Linked DNA regions of Homo sapiens: region 2 is linked to region 1. A link is an interaction called in ENCODE POLR2A ChIA-PET data of the cell type or tissue named here. Cell type or tissue: OCI-LY7. All regions are shown on one strand.

Region 1 (2,500 bases):
AATGCAAGCACCAAAGAGAAACACATGTTGCCTAGAAAGGGTAGCAATTTGGCAGTCAGGAGATTCTTACCACCAACAGTAGAAGTTAGAGGGCAACAGAATATCTCCAAGGTACTCAGGAGAAATTATCCACTTAAGCTTCTAAATCCAATTAAACTCACAATCAAGAGTTAGGGCAAAGGGAAGCCAATCCTAGAACAAAAACTCAGACTGTTTTACCATTCACAGACCATACTGACACAACTCTTGATGTACTTCAGAAAGGAAAAGAAACCTCCGAAGGAATACAATCACAATGAGGAGTAACTGGCAAGCATGTGGATAAATCTGAACAAGCAGTAACTATATATAAAGCCACAACTGCAGTAATGATTTTTAAGATCTAAAAACAAGGGGACAATGAAATTCTGGACTGTGATAACATGTAAGAAGGGAGTGATCAGAAACTCTAAAACCCTGAAGTCTGGGGGAAAAGGGGCTGCGGTAAGGACTGCTAGTTGCCCCCTGGTATCCATTCTCCCTTTCTTCATTGTGGTAAGAGTTCTGATTTTAGCAGGAAACACTGTCACCTAGCAGAGCAACAGCACTCCCAGCCTCCCTGGGGGTCAGTTTTGGCCAGCGCCATGTGAACAGACACAATGTGTGCCGGTTCCTAGAAATTCTGTCCTTAAAAGAAGAGGCAAGCATTTCCACACCCTTTCCTCCTTTCCTGCTGGCTGGAGCTTGAATGTCCCTTAAGCAGCTGCCAGATCAGTCTGGACACCCTACTTCCTGTCTGCTTTAACATGAGTGAGAAACACCCTCCTGTCTTGTTTAAGCTACTATTTGTTTTTTATTATATATAATTGAAGCTAACTTAGGGATAAGCAATTAGAGGCCAGAAACAGAATATGATTCCAAACCAATGTAAAACTAAATGTGAAGGAAAAAACCGGATATGTTAAATAGTTTGGATATTTGACCTCACTCAAATCACATGTTGAAATGTAATCACCAATGTTGGGGATGGGGCCTGGTAGGAGGTGACTGGAACAGGAGGTGGAGTTCTCAAGAAAGGAGTGAGTTCTCACAAGATCTGATCCTTTAAAAGTGTGTGGCACCTCCCCACTACCCACTGTCTCTCTTGCCTATATTTTTGCCATGTGATGTGCCAGCTCCCCTCTTGCCTTCTGCCATGATTTTAAACTTCCTGAGGCCTTATCAGAAGCTGAGCAGATGCCCTGAGCCATGCTTCCTGTACAGCCTGCAGAACTGTGAGCCAACTAAATCACTTTTCAGGTTACTCAGTCTCAGGTGTTTCTTTGTAGCAATGCAAGAATGGCCTAAAGAAACCTTACTGCAATACAATGGACAAAGAAGAAAAAAGAAATCAAAAAAGTAGAGAGAAAGTACAAAATAGGACTGTACAAAAAACTCAAGTATATCAACAAACAATAAATATAAATGATTAATCAATTAATAGAGCCTTAGTTAAAATTTAAAACATCAACAACAAAATGCAGAGATTCATGTAAAAGAGCACAGAAGTAAAGGATAATCAAACATAGCAAATACTAACCAAAAGAAGATGGCATAGCTATATTAATATCAACAAAAAATAAAATTTAAAGGAAAATATATTAGAGATAGAATCACCTCATAAAGACAAAAGAAATACTTTGAAATGAAGACACAATATTTTGACATATGCAACTTAACATTACTGCCTTAAAACATATAAAGCAAAAATGGACAGGAATGCAAGGAGAAACAGACACAGACACAATAGTAGTGGGAGATTTTAGCATACCTCTCTTAGAAATTGATAGATAATGCAGGTAGGAAATTAGTACAGCCACGAAATATTTGAGAAACACAATAAAGTTGATCTAAAGGATGTCTATAGGACATTGCATTCAACAATTAGAGAATATATACTTTTTTCAAGCAAAGAGAGAACACTGGGGGGAAAAACCAAATGACCATGTTCTAAGGGAGTCTAAACAAGTAACAAAGATCTGATGTTATACATAGCATGCTCTCTGACCACAGTGGATTAAAATTAGGTAATAACCACAAGATAACAAAACATCTTTCACTACTTGGAGATAAAAAATACTTCTAAATAATTTGGTGTAAAAAAGTCCTAATTGAAATTGAAAATTACTTAGAATTGAAGGACAATGAAAACACTGCATGTAAATACTTGTTGGATGCAGCTAAAGCAATATTAGCAGGCAAGTTCATAGCTTTATAGGCATATATTAGGAAAAAATATTGAAAATTTATGAGCTAAGTGTTTAATACATTATAAAAAGAACAAAAAGCATAGCTAAAGAAATCATAAGATGGCAAATAATAAAGAACATGAAGGAATTAAATAGAAAGATGTCATGAAGATGATCAAAATTGGTAAACAGAAAACAAGTAAATATCAAGAAGGGAAAAAAGATACATAACCACAAATCCAGTCAAAATTGAAAAATAAGGGCCTACCATATGAATGATATGAAGCCAACAT
Region 2 (2,500 bases), 430 kb before region 1:
TATACTCCAGCCTGGGCAACAAGAGTGAGACTCCGTCTCAAAAAAGAAAAAAAAGGGATAGGATCTACTATTATCTCCATTTTACAAATGAGGACATTAAGGCCCAAGAAGTTAAGTGACTTGCTCAAGATCTGGTTAGTGGCAGAGCTGGGATATGAACCCAAACAGTCTCCAAAGTCCAGACTCTTTTTTTTTTTTTTTTTTGAGATGGAGTCTCACACTGTTACCCAGGCTGGAGTGCAGTGGCATGATCTCAGCTCACTGCAATCTCCGCCTCCCGGGTTCAAGCGATTCTCCTGCCTCAGCCTCCCAAGTAGCTGGGATTACAGGTGCTCGGCACCACGCCCAGCTAATTTTTTGTATTTTTAGTAGAGACGGCGTTTCACCATGTTGGCCAGGCTGGTCTCAAACTTCTGACTTTGTGATTCACCCGCCTCAGCCTCCCAAAGTGCTGGGATTACAGGCCTGAGCCACCGCGCCCAGCCAAGTCCACACTCTTAAAAACTACACTCAACTGCTATTTCTTGGTTTATTTTATTTTATTCTTTTTTTGAGATGGAGTTTCACTCTTGTCCCCTAGGCTAGAGTGCAGTGGTGCCATCTTGGCTCACTGCAACCTCCACCTCCAGAGTTCAAGCAATTCTGCCTCAGCCTCCCGAGTAGCTGGGATTACAGGTGCCCACCATCACGCCCATCTAATTTTTGTATTTTTAGTAGAGATGACGTTTCACCGTGTTGGCCAGGCTGGTCTCTAACTCCTGACCTCAGGTGATCCACCTGCCTTGGCCTCCCAAAGTACTGGGATTACAGGCATGAGCCACTGCGCCCAGCCTTTGATTCCTTTTAGAAAAAAGGAAAAATTTTAAAAATTAGCCATGTGTGACAGCACATGCCTTTCTGTGGTCCCAGCTACTCAGGAGGCTGAGATGGGAGGATTGCTTGAGCCTGGGAGGTCAAGGCTGCAATGAGCCATGACTGTGTCACTGCACTCCAGCCTGGGTGACAGAGCAAGACCTTGTCTCCAAAACTAAAATAAAAAGATGATATTAGTCCCCTACCCTAAACTTTAGCTTTCCTCACCCCTTCCTACAATTTCTGTCCTCTGTTTTCATGTTATCAAAGTAGACTATAATTATCTGCTGCTTTAAAACCGTAATTATCTTCCATGTTTTATCTGTGGATTGACTCTAAACATTGAAAATTAATATAAAATGTGTATGTTATTTAAGCCATGTATTTAATAAATATTGTTCCAACAGAGCCAAATAATGTTTAACAGTTACATTTGCTTTCTTATGTTACTTTTGTTTTTCTTGGAGTTTCTAGTTGCCTTTCTTTATTCTCTCATTATATTTGCCTTCATTTCCTTAGTTTTTTTTCTGTTCAAGCTTTTCATTGTCTTGTATGTCACCATTCTTTAAATAGAAGCAAAATTAGTCTCTCTGTGGTCCCCATTTGTGGGTTACCGCTTGACTTGTTCAGGATGAAACCCCTTCCTTTTCTGCCAGGCAGCCCTGCAGATGCTGCTGACTGCCTTGAGGATTTTAAGTGTATGGCATGCACTCCTCAACTGTCGTGGTGTCATTGTCCCCATATGGTAGACTTGGAAAGCTGGGAAGGAGAGAAGAGTCTAACCTTGTTTCAGGTTATCTGCCATTGTGCCATCACCATTGTTTTCAGCAGCATTTGCTAGTGATTGAGACCTAGCTGGCACAGGCTGGGGGCTCAGTGTGCTAAGTCTGTGGAGCCAGGAACTTGGGACAGGGTTGAGGTTGCTCATCCTCAGGACATGAGCTGGGGGAGAGGATGCCTTTACCATTCCATGATCTGCCTCCCGTGGGCAGAGTTCCAGGAGAAGAAAACCAGGCAGGTGCTGATTAATCTTTTTTTTTTTTTTTTTTTTTGAGACAGAGTCTTTTTGTATTGCCCAGGCAGTGCAGTGGTGCCATCTCAGCTCACTGCAACCTCTGCCTGTGAGGTTCAAGCAATTCTCATGCCTCAGCCTCCCCAGTAGCTGAGATTACAGGTGTGCACCACCATGCTGGGCTAATTTTTGTATTTTTAGTAGAGACGGAGTTTCGTCATGTTGGTCAGGCTGGTCTTGAATGCCTGGCCTCATGTGATCTGCCCAGCTCACCCTCCCAAACTGCTGGGATTACAGGCATGAGCCACTGTGCCCAGTCTAATCTTGATTTGCAAGCTGGTTGCTGAGTGTCCACTCTGTGTGCCTGCTTTTTTTTTTTTTTTTTTTTTTTTTGCAATAAGGTCTTACTCTGTCACCCAGGCTAAAGTGCAGTGGTACGGTCATAGCTCACTGCAGCCTTGACCTCCCAGGCTTAAGTGATCATCCTGTTTCTGCCTCCTGAGTAGCTGGAACTACAGATGTGTGCCACCATACCCAGTTAATTTTTAATTTTTAATTTTTAATTTTTTAGAGTTGTTTTTTGTTGTTGTTGTTGTTGTTGTTGTTTTCTTTTTGAGACAGTTTCACTCTTACTGC

What was found. Peaks named below come from ENCODE experiments on the same cell type or tissue, not always from the same donor. Only the 100,000 strongest peaks of a DNase experiment are listed, where the experiment ranks them.
Region 2: POLR2A ChIA-PET joins it to region 1 with 5 read pairs; 2 of 35 experiments call an interaction of 5 or more read pairs at or near these places.

The regions. Positions count from the first base shown.
Region 1 is chr15:67,795,096-67,797,595 of GRCh38, reverse strand. All of the region lies in intron 21 of MAP2K5 (mitogen-activated protein kinase kinase 5), which reads right to left. Among named protein-coding and RNA genes, the nearest start is that of SKOR1, 29 kb to the left of the region's middle. In OCI-LY7, no CTCF peak of the experiment used is centred here; DNase peaks (open chromatin) are centred at 745 and 1,225; H3K27ac peaks cover 1,269 bases.
Region 2 is chr15:68,224,023-68,226,522 of GRCh38, reverse strand. The region is part of intron 1 of CLN6 (CLN6 transmembrane ER protein); the gene reads left to right. Among named protein-coding and RNA genes, the nearest start is that of CLN6, 4.5 kb to the left of the region's middle. In OCI-LY7, no CTCF peak of the experiment used is centred here; a DNase peak (open chromatin) is centred at 1,482; H3K4me3 peaks cover 1,324 bases; H3K27ac peaks cover 1,556 bases.